Linked DNA regions of Homo sapiens: regions 1 and 2 are each linked to region 3. Evidence: chromatin loops called from intact Hi-C (ENCODE). Cell type or tissue: MCF 10A. All regions are shown on one strand.

Region 1 (4,000 bases), 140 kb before region 3:
AAAGGAGTAGAAGTGGATCCTAATCAAGGAGCATTCCATACTCCTAGAGTTGGGAAAGTGGCAATTGATGCCTGGCTGGATTTCAAAGTGCTATGGACCCGTAACCGCCATGTGCCTCCCCTTCCTCCTCTTTTTGAATGGAATTGTTTATGGTGATTATCCTGTCCCTGTTTCACCAGGTATGTTGCAAAGTAGGGGGCAGGTACCACGTCTCTTTAGTTTATAGGCCTCTGCTTCAAGGGGAGATGTGGCCATAGTGCTGCACCTGTAGAAAAGCAGCCAAGGCACCTCATCTGTATCTGCATTTAGAGGATTGAGATCCTTGACTTTGAGACCAAGACTGACACCATAATGGGATACAACCTTTGGGCAAGCAGTGAATATATTTTGTATGTGAAAACAAAGAAAATAGTTTTTGCAGCCCTTTCTATTAGAATATGGAATCTATTTCATCATGCCTTTATGCCTAGACTGGCCTCATGATTTCCTTTGGTCAATAGAATGTGGCAGAGGTGACATTAAGGAGCTCCAGAGTTTGGGCATAATGAAGCCCTGATACTGTTGCCACCATGTAAGAAAACCCGAGCTACTGAATGTTGAGGTATCACATGAAGAGAGAGGCCTGGCCAAGTACCATGGCGCCAGACAGGTAGGTAAATTAGGTCATTTTAGACCCCCCAGACCCGGCTGAGGGGCCAGCTGAATGAGGCCACACAAATGAGCCTCAGTTGAGCCTTTCAGTTGAGACTAGAAAAACAACCACCCCATCAACCCACAGAGCCATGAGAAGCAATACATGGTGGTTTTAAGCGACTATATTTTGGGTGGTTTTTCACACAGCAATAAATATCAATAAATAACTGATACACTTTCCAACTGATTATTTTTACGTTCACACCCAAGTGAAGGAAATTCAGGAAGAAAAGCATGTTCTTGCCACCTATGGGAAAGGAATTATTGCATACAGATTATAATGTAACTCCTTTCTCTCTGTTAAAGTCTACCATAGTCACAGGCACTATACCAATCTGAATGTAAATCCAGGATCATAAAAACCTATTTGGATCCAACAGCTGAACAGAAGAGTTCTAAACCCACAGATGATGTCATTTGTTTATTTTCTTTAATTAATATACACTTGTATATTTATTATTTTAAAATGAACCCAGGGACCTTTCTTCCAAATCAGGGGTAAGAGTTTCCTTCCCAGAACCTACCTGGGGAAACCTGGAGAGATGTATTTAACTCAGAAAATATTGGTTAGCCATGCCAACTGAGAAAAAAACATTAGTCAGCTGTAACAACATTGTCACTGCAATGAAGGCAAAGAGGAATTTGAGGTCATTGTTTAAGAGTGTGGCTGACTGCAATACTTGCTACTAGAAAATTAAAATACAGCTTGACGCTTGAATAAAAGTCTCCATGAGTGAACAGAGCTTTCTTCTTTTCATTGAAAAAACATATAATTCATATAAGCAGTGATGAATTTCCTGGTCACTACATTTTAACAGAATGAGGGCACATCGAAGCTATAGGAATGTTCAGCCAGCCGCTGGGGGTTTCATGTGTTTACTGGCTTCCTGCCCACAGCTGGAACTTAGGCAAGTCCTTTTGGTTTGTGCCTCTGTTTCTGTTTGTAAGAAGACACAACTTGTCCCCCAGGGCTTGGCCCATTTGAACCTGGATGTTCTTAGCATGGAAGAGCTTAACTGGTAACTCTAGGATTAAATGCCATTTCAAAGATTCCCTTGGCATTACTCATTCTTCCTTACTAGAGTTCAAGGTGCAACTCTGCCACTTGCTGTGAGACCTTGAGCAAGTTATATAACCTCTGAATCTCAGTGTCTTGTCAATGAAGAAAAATGATTCCTGTCCCCTTACCGGATGGATTGGAAGAATAGAGATAATATGGGTACAACCCCTTAAATGGTTCCTGGCATGTAATAGTACTTCTCTTATAGGGTTTTTATGAGAACTCAATAAGTTAATATTTGTAAAGCACTTAGAATACTGGCTTGCATATGGAAGAGTTTGTTAAATAAAATAAATAAAAATCTAGACTCTGTTGCAATCAATGGAGCCAGCCCTCAGGAGTTTGGCTTCCGTTGTCAAAATGAAGCACAGAGTCAAAAGCCTGATTACTTCAGATCAAGACCAGAAGTCAGAATACAAGTATTCCCAGGTATTCCATATAACCCATGCACATGGATGCCTGCTGTATGCACCAGCTGGGCACTCCAGGTTGCATCGGGGAGGATAGTAGCAGTTAAGACGAAGGAGAGATTAACAAACTGCTACTTGGGTGGCCTAAGATGGCCTCTGTTGTGGTCATTGGTGTTGCTGGCAGCACCCATTCCCCTTTCTTCCACTTACTTTAGGGAGCTACCCAGTTCCAAGGGACCCAGTGTTGGCAGAACTGCCCATCAAGGTGTGTCATCCTTTATCTGACCAAGAGCGAGCATGTGACCCACCTGGATCAATCAGAAGCTGTCTCTCCCTGGGCTCAGAATCTCCAGCTAGTGGTACTGAGACTCCTGGACACTGTGGTTCTGGCCACTCTCTGAAGCCGTTTAAAACCTCAGGGGATGGGACTTGAAAATTTGCACCTTTATCAAGGGCCCTGATGATTCTTAAGCTATGAGTTGGAAGACTGGCTTCTGGTAGCCACTGATAAAGTCCACGACCAGACTGAAGAATTACCAGAAAGTCACACCTTAAATCAACACTTTTTAAACTGCCAGCTGGTTAGTGAAATTGATCACTGGGTGGTATCCAGCACTTTTAAAATGAAACGAGTGGAATGGACTGCGGTAAAACGGGTGCAGATAATAAGATTTCATGAAACATTCACTTTTAAAAATGAAATAAGTATAATAGAGTGGAATGGACTGTGGCAAAATGGAGTACAGATAATAAGGTTCCATGAAACATTCTTTTTTTTGAGATGGAATTTCACTGTCACCCAGGTGGTAGTGCAGGGGCTCCATCTCAGCTCACTGCAACCTCCGCCTCTCAGGTTCAAGTGATTCTCCTGCCTCAGCCTCCTGAGTAGCTGGGACTACAGGCGTGCACCACCACACCCAGCTAATTTTTGTATTTTTAGTAGAGACAGGATTTCACCATGTGATCCACCCATCTCGGCCTCCCAAAGTGCTGGGATTACAGGCATGAGCCACCGTGCCCAGCCCCATGAAACATTCTTAATCAGCCAGCTATATGAGTACATCTTGATTTGCAACATAAAGTGTATTTATTAATGTATTTCTCATCTTGAGTCTTGACAACAAAAAAAAAATAGTGTGGAGGCCATGCCCTGAATTATATTTCCCAAATTTGCTTTAGGATAAGAATCCCCTAGGGAGCTTGTTAGGAATATAGATTTCTAGGCCCTCCCTCAGGCCATTCAGATTGGGTCTGTTTGGAGTGGGGTGGGATTTGCTCCTTTCTCCTCCTCTTTTTCTTTCTTTAAATAATAGGGACCCCCTGGTGATTCTTACCATTATCAAGTGGTATGTGGGGGTAGGGTGGCTGCCCTAAAAGCAGCTAGATCTACTTTTTTTCTTTCTCTTTCTTTTTTTTTTTTTTTTTTTTTTTTGAGACAGAGTCTCACTCTGTGGCCAGGCCGGACTGCAGTGGCCCGATCTCGGCTCACTGCAACCTCCGCCTCCCAGGTTCAAACAATTCTCCTGCCTCAGCCTCCCGAGTAGCTGGGACTACAGGTGTGTGCCACCATGCCCGGCTAATTTTTGTATTTTTAGAAGAGATGGGGTTTCATCATGTTGGCCAGGATGCTCTCAATCTCTTGACCTTGTGATCTCCCTGCCTCGGCCTCCCAAAGTGCTGGGATTACAGGTGTGAGCCACCATGCCCAGCCAGCTAGCTCTACTTCTGAGGGAAAAGGAAGCCATCAAGGAAGGCTGAATGCTCATTTAATTAGCAGTCGAAGTGGGAAAGCTGCAAAATCGAGATGCAGTAAAAACCAAGCCACAGAGGAGCGAGG
Region 2 (4,000 bases), 230 kb before region 3:
AAATTGGTGGGAGAATGAACTTCTCTGCAAGGGGTGTTGGGATAAGTAGATAGCAACTGGAAAAAAAACAAAATCGGACCTGTTTCTCCATATACTGGGTTAAATTCCAAGTAGACAAGAGATTTAAATATAAAAACTGAAACTGTAAAAATAAGAAAATATTGGCAAATGGCTTTCTATCCTTGGAGATTGTGAAGCTTTCTGAATTACGGCTCAAATCCAGACATGGTAAGGGAAAAGATTGAAAAATTTGGTTGTATTGAAATAAAAAAAACTTCGTGTGACAAAAAAATCAACAACAACAAAAAAATAAAAACCACCATGAGTAAGATAAGACAAATGACAAACTAGGAAAAATAATATTCACAGCTTATATTAGAGACAAATTATTAATAGCCCTAATGTATTTGAAAAAGCTCCTTAAAATGGAGGAGAAAAACTACAACAATTCTGTAGAAAAATATACTAAGGATAGTATATTTATTGATGTTCAAATATTTGCCCCCTTAGGGCAAATCTTTCTGTAGAAAAATGGGTTAGAAATATAAGCAAATAATTGACAGAAAAAGAAATCCAAATATCTCTCTGTCGCTCTCTTTTTTTTTTTTTTTTTTTTTTTTTTTGAGATGGAGTCTCACTCTGTCACCCAGCCTAGAGTGCAATGGTGCGATCTTGGCTCACTGCAACCTCCACCTCCCAGGTTCAAGCAATTCTCCTGCCTCAGCCTCCCGAGTAGCTGGGCTTACAGGCACCCACCACCATGCCCAGCTAATTTTTGTATTTTTAGTAGAGATGGGCTTTCACCATGTTGGTCAGGCTGGTCTCGAATTCCTGACCTCAAGTGATTTGCCTGCCTCGGCCTCCCAAGGTGCTGGGATTACAGGTGTGAGCCACCATGCCCGGCCATCTCTCTTAACAGTATGAAAAGATAATCAACTTCATTAATAATAAGATAAATGTAAAATAAAAACTATACCAACGTACCATTTCTCACCTATCGGATGTCAAAACCCCAAAGGTTGACAACATGCTGTATTGGCAGACCTATGGGGAAACAGGCCCTCTCATTCAATTCTGGGAGGAATATGAAATGGGACAATCCCAGGGAGGAGACTGGCACTATCTAGCAAAACCACATGGGCATTTAGCCTATGACCCAGCAATGCCACTTCTAGGAATCGCCAAGATACCTTGGCAAAAATATGAAAAGACAGATACACAGGCTATTCATCACAGCACTTTTTATAAGAGCAGATGACTGAAAACAACCCAAATGTCCACCAGTAAGGAACAGGTTAAATAAACTATAGGACAGCTACATGATTGAGTATGTACTATGCAGCTATGAAAAGAAATGAGGATGAACCCTGTGATAGCTGTGGAGTGACTTCCAAGGCATGTTAAGTGAATCCAAGGCAGAAAAAAGAATAGTCTGCTGTTATTTATCAAAGAAAGGGAATATATATGTGTGTGTATCTGTGTGTATGATTATATATACATACATATAGGCACACATATATAATCATGTATATAATCACATATATGATATATATATTATGTACACACATAAATATATAATCACATATATGATTTGCTTGTATTAAAAAGGAAGAATAAAATGTATTTTTAAAATAAGTTATTTTTGAGGAAAAAAGGAATAGTGTGGAGAGTTCAGAGATGAAAGCTAGCCTTGTTACTTACATTTTGAGTTTCAAATTTGGTTTTGGAATCATACAAATGTTTTACATAATTGTGAAACCAAATTATAACACTAAAATTTAAAAAGCTAGTCTCTAAAAGCTGATGATAAAATGAAACAAATGAACCTAACTCTGGATTGAGCTGATGGCATAAGCAGAGACAGGAACTGCTCCAAGTGACTTTTAAATAAGATAACTTGACAGCATGTCCCTGGTGAGTATATACCCTAAGGATAAAAAGAACTTAAAAAAAAATTAAACTATTTTTAGTAATCATATTTTGGTGCTAATGCTTATATTATTATTCTGCTATTGTTCTAAGTATGGTGTGGGATAAAGCAAATGAATAATTATATTGGTGTCACTGAAAAATGGGATTTTTGTGGATGCAGATTAAGATCAAGGAATTTAGGTAAAATCTTACAGTCTTGATTTTGAATGAGGAGTATCAGTATGAACTTGATAGATTTTTCTCAAGGTCTGTCCGCTTAAAAGGCCTGGAAAGAATGACCAAACCAGTAGCAATGGGAACACCTATCACCCAGATTGTGGTTCTATTGGACAGAACCAAAGCTTCTTGGCAAGATGGAGGATTCCAGGTCTGGGAGGAAATAAACAAGGTGAGCCTGGAGCAATTGTCATAACTGAAAGCCAAAAAACTATCAAAGACTAGAAGAAACATGTCAAAAAGACTCAGGAGACAACTTGCAAAACCTCCCTCAGGGCAAATATTTCAACATCAATAAAGATAAAAACTAAGAGGGATTGAAACACATCGAATATGTTTTAATCCATGAGTTCCAAATGGTGCTAGGAAAATCATGGGTCACTCTTGCAGAATGCTAGGGTACAACTCATTAGTTTGAAAATTGGTAAATGAAAGAAAGAGGAAAGCTTATCTTGTTTCTATAAGAACCCTACCTTAGGAAACAAAGGAGCTGGTGAGAGGAGTTTCTCTTCAGAAATGTGTAATAGGTCACGAAGAGGAATGATGACAATAATGAAGCCAGCAAGAATACGTCCTCAGCTTCAGAGGTTCCTACCTGGGAGACAGAGTGGAGAAGAGAGGGTCCTTTTGCAGACCTTAATGAATTAATGGATCTAGGCAGTGATCATCAATGGCTGCAAACATCACAAACAGAGAAGCAACCTGACTGATGGAAGAACACAGCTCTACTCATGAGGTGGTCTTACAAAGCAATCAGACTTGAATCTGATCCAGAGCCTAGATCCAACTGCCAACTACGGGAAGTACAGGGTCCAGAGGAACAGGTTAATTCCTCAGGGATGGAATCAGCGAAGTGCAGACTATGGGAAATTCTACACGATAAGTGACCCAGTTTCTTCAACAAAAAAAGTTACGAAGATATAAAAAAGAGAGATAAGGAGGAGCATATATATTTTAAAAAGCCTTTACAGACTACCGACCAATTTAGTCTCATTGTATGGACCTAATTTGAAACCACCTTTGAACAAACAATTTAAAAATGTTTGAGATAATCAAGGAAATGTGAACACTGGAATATGGTCTAGATACTTGGCAATATTAAGATACTAATGAATTGTTAATTCTTAACCATATAAGAATTAGGTGTGGTAGTATTATTGAGGTATTTTTTAGTATCCTTATATTGTAGATATACATATTGGGATATTTATAGATAAATTGCTATATCTATATTTATAGATCTATAATTATATCTATAGATATATAAAAATATATATATTTATAAATTTATATCTATATTTATCTATAAATATCTATAAATATCTATATTTATCTATAATATCTATATATAAATATATATGAATATATAGATATTATCGATAATATCTATATATAAATATATAGATATTATCGATAATATCTATATATAAATATATAGATATTATCTATAAATCTATATAAAATATATATAAATATATAGATATTATCTATAAATCTATATAAAATATATATAAATATATAGATATTATCGATAATATCTATATATAAATATATATAAATATATAGATATTATCGATAATATCTATATAAAAATATATATAGAGAGATATTATCGATAATATCTATATATAAATATATATAAATATATAGATATTATCGATATCTATATATAAATATGTAGATATTATCTATATATAAATATGTAGATATTATCGATAATATCTACATATAAATATATAGATATTTATAGATAAATTGTTGTGCAGAATCCTTTTGCTGTTGTTGTTTTAGAGATAGAGTTTGCCCTTCAGGATGGAGTTCAGTGGTGTGATCATAGCTCACTGCATTCTTG
Region 3 (4,000 bases):
AAATTCTGCTGAGTATATAATGCAAAAATATGGTTGCTAATGAGTGGCACTGATTTAACAGGAAATAAGGAAGAAAAATACAAATTTTGGAAGAAAATAAGCAATTTTATAATGTTTCCACTTGTTCCAAATCCAACTTCATTGCTTCAAGGGGTAGCTTGGAAATTTTTCTCAAGAAAGCACAGTAAATATTCCTGAAGGCGATCTATTTTCTGGCCTGGAAGAAATGGGTAGAAATGACAAATTTCCTACAACAACCTCTGAGAAATTTGTGCTGATGACACCTCTGATGCTAAATTCTTCTTTCCACTAGCTATATACATATATATAGTGAAGAACAAAGAAGAGGGCAGCAAATTCCTGCTTTTTTTTTATTTAAAAAGAAAATCCTTTAAGTCCTTGTGGCTGCATTGTTTGTGTGTGAATGTTTGTGTGTGTGTTTTAAAGACATTTTGAGATAGTTTAGGGAGATGTCACAAAAACATCTTCCTCCCATTAGAAATTCTGATTTTACACCGTTAATTGGCATTTTCAAAACACCAAGCGCCCAGTTTGAAGTCTACAAATAAAACACAAACCCAGATGTTGCAGTTTACACTTGCATGCATTTAACACTTCATAAGTAGTTCATTAAACTGATAACACTTTAAACACTAACACTGGCTCTTTCAGACTCCCTCGGCTTGTAATTGTCCTGAGGCACCGAGTGAACCCTTCCTAGTCTGGGAACCACAGGAATTTACATTCTTGACGTGTGTCTCTTAATTATCGACACTCCGGGGTCCCTGGCTGACTCAGGGAGGGCCGGCTCGGGTCTGCACGCCCCAGTGACCGCGCAGAGGGACAAGCCGGAGGGCCGGTGGGCCAGGGACACCGAGCAGGGACACAGCCTTGGGACGCACGCAGGGCAGACGTCAGACACGGAACGGAGCGAGCTGGAGCCTCCCCACGTCCTCAAGCACCGCGGCTGGGTTTCCGCTGAGCCTCTTGGGTTTACTAAGCAGCTTCTTTCTGACTAGAACAGTTTTCCAGCAGTGCCTCTCCCCATGTTTAACGGCCTTGGAATGAATGTTCACCTCCCTCTTGCCTTTCCTTCCAAGGATGGCATTCCCGGCTGCCCAAGTTCTCTCTAGAAAATGGGAGACCTTGGCTTGGCGTGGGTCCCATCTCCAGGGAATAAGCCTCTAGGCCCTGGGGTGACTAGTATCGGACAGGCAGCGGAGGCCCTGGGTGTCCTCCTGTCCACTCACAGGACAGGCGCAGAACAAGGGAAGGGAAGGGTTGCTAACGGTGTGCCAGGCACCGTGCGCAGCTCCGCAAGCGTTTCGGTCAGTTCCACCACACGCAGATGCCGCAAGTACAGGGCGGACCTCGTCCCTGCTGCGGAGATGAGTCCAGGTCGCCTTGCCCGAGCTCACGCGGCTGCAGACGATGCGTCCCGCGGTGCCGACTGGGCGCGGGGCACTGTGCTTAGGAGCCCTGTGCTGCCCCATCTCCGTCAATCCTACCAACTGGTCGGGACCTTTATCATCCCCATTTTGCAAAAGAGAGAATGATGGTAGAAAGGAAGGAGGAATTGGGACTCAAGTCCGCCTGGCTGCCTTCTGACAGCGGGCTTGGCCTCTGAACTACAGCCTCCTCTGCAGACACAGGGTGTGCAAGGCGAGTTAGAGGGTCTCAAAGCCTGGGCCCAGAGATTTCACCCCAGGGGATGGAGAACCCGCTCTGTTCGCCCCTGTAGCCGGATCCGGACCCGGGGCGCCCTGCGCTCCCACGCCTCCCGCCCTAGGCATGATCCCCAGCCCCACGCAACTGATGCGGAAGGGATGGGTGACTGAGCGGCTGCTGATTGATTAACCTAGCTGGGCTGCAGCGAGGCCCGAGGAGGCCCGCAAGCTTCCTTCCCAGGCAGAGAGCCCCGCGGTCCCTCGGAGCCGGGAACCGTAGCCCGAACCCCTGCTCCGAGCCTGGAGTCCGGAGCTCGAGCCGAGAGCGCGAGCGGGAGCCGGACGTGCAGGGGCTCCGCGGCCGGGTGCACAGCGCCATCGCGTGGCCAGCTCGGGGCCGCGGCTCCCTCCCTGTAGAGGCGGCGATGGGCGGGACCACTGCGTCCCTTTAGGATCATCCCCTTATCTAATTAAACTAAAGAGCTGCACAGCAAAAGAAACTACCATCAGAGTGAACAGTCAACCTACAGAATGGGAGAAAATTTTTGCAACCTACTCATCTGACAAAGGGCTAATATCCAGAATCTACAATGAACAACAAATTTACAAGAAAAAAACAACCCCATCAAAAAGTGGGCGAAGGATATGAACAGACACTTCTCAAAAGAAGACATTTTTGCAGCCAGAAAACACATGAAAAAATGCTCATCATCACTGGTCATCAGAGAAATGCAAATCAAAACCACAGTGAGATACCATCTCACACCGGTTAGAATGGCGATCATTAAAAAGTCAGGAAACAACAGGTGCTGGAGAGGATGTGGAAAAATAGGAACACTTTTACACTGTTGGTGGGACTGTAAACTAGTTCAACCATTGTGGAAGTCAGTGTGGCGATTCCTCAGGGATCTAGAACTAGAAATACCATTTGACCCAGCCATCCCATTACTGGGTATATACCCAAAGGATTATAAATCATGCAGCTATAAAGACACATGCACACGTATATTTATAGCGGCACTATTCACAATAGCAAAGACTTGGAACCAACCTAAATGTCCAACAACGATAGGCTGGATTAAGAAAATGTGGCACATATACACCATGGAATACTATGCAGTCATAAAAAATGATGAGTTCATGTCCTTTGTAGGGACATGGATGAAACTGGAAACCATCATTCTCAGCAAAATATCACAAGGACGAAAAAACCAAACACCGCATGTTCTCACTCATAGGTGGGAATTGAACAATGAGAACACACGGACACAGGAAGGGGAACATTACACACTGGGGACTGTTGTGGGGTGGGGGGAGGGGGGAGGGATAGCATTAGGAGATATACCTAATGCTAAATGATGAGTTAATGGGTGCAGCACACCAACATGGCACATGTATACATATGTAACAAACCTGCACGTTGTGCACATGTACCCTAAAACTTCAAGTATAATATAAAAAAAAAAAAAGGATCATCCCCTTATCTCCAGCTCTGGTCTCCGGAGGCCCGTGTGGCTGGAGCAAAAAAGGCAATGGGCCGGTGGAGTCTTGTTTAGTGGGGACGCCGTGGTCAGCTCTGAGCTGTTCCTACTGTTCTTAGTGGAGGTAGCAAGACCCCCGTCTCTCCTGGTGGGTAGTGTGGATGTCGCACAGACAGAAGCTCAGGTGGCAAAGGGTCGTGGAAACTTCTGCACCTTCCAGAATACGTGGGTCCATGGACGTGGACCCACGGCCACGTTAAGGCTCATGTTCATTTGTTCAGTTCACTTATTTAATTCATTTGTTCAGTGGTTCCTTCATTAATTCAGTCAATAATATTGTCTTGAGCACTTACTGTGTGCCAGAACCCAAGGTCGGGGCTAAGGATAGAAAAGAGAACTCGGGAGGCTGAAGCAGGAGAATCGCTTGAACCCGGGAGGCGGAGGTTGCAGTGAGCCGAGATCACCACTGCACTCCAGCCTGGGTGACAGAGTGAGAGTCTCCGTCTCAAAAATAGAAAAAAAAAAGAAAGAAAGAAAGAAAGAAAAAGTAACAGAAAAGATGGCTTACAGTCTTTCTTGCCAGTCTCATGAGGCCAGAATATTTGAAAAAAGCATAAATTAAGATACACAGGATTATGAAACAAACCGATTATACTGTCATGCAGTTATCAAAATATTTTTAAGTGGTGCTATACTCGTATATGTTCTTCGTTGATAGAGGATGTAACAGGATCTACAGACCAATCTATTAACTACAGTCATTTCAAAATAGTGATTAGCCCAGCTGATATTTTGAGATAACTGCATCAACTACGACGTGATAGAAAAACAGCTGTGATTTCTGTTGGAGAC

Evidence for each region. Hi-C counts contacts between places; a loop is a spot of excess contacts. Peaks named below come from ENCODE experiments on the same cell type or tissue, not always from the same donor. Only the 100,000 strongest peaks of a DNase experiment are listed, where the experiment ranks them.
Region 1: it touches region 3 in a loop (5-fold over the local background); 3 of 110 quality-filtered maps call a loop at or near these places.
Region 2: it touches region 3 in a loop (3-fold over the local background); 4 of 110 quality-filtered maps call a loop at or near these places.

Annotation. Positions count from the first base shown.
Region 1 is chr10:121,090,216-121,094,215 of GRCh38, reverse strand. No RefSeq gene overlaps it. Among named protein-coding and RNA genes, the nearest start is that of LINC01153, 86 kb to the left of the region's middle. In MCF 10A, no CTCF peak of the experiment used is centred here; a DNase peak (open chromatin) is centred at 1,725.
Region 2 is chr10:121,177,594-121,181,593 of GRCh38, reverse strand. LINC01153 (long intergenic non-protein coding RNA 1153) reads right to left here and starts at 3,057. Exons shown (of 2, transcript XR_246197.3): 1 at 2,622-3,057. All of the region lies in intron 1 of LOC124902515 (a long non-coding RNA gene), which reads left to right. In MCF 10A, no CTCF peak of the experiment used is centred here; a DNase peak (open chromatin) is centred at 2,353.
Region 3 is chr10:120,947,108-120,951,107 of GRCh38, reverse strand. All of the region lies in intron 2 of LOC105378519 (a long non-coding RNA gene), which reads left to right. Among named protein-coding and RNA genes, the nearest start is that of WDR11, 98 kb to the right of the region's middle. In MCF 10A, a CTCF peak has its summit at 2,033 (motif pointing left); a DNase peak (open chromatin) is centred at 2,027.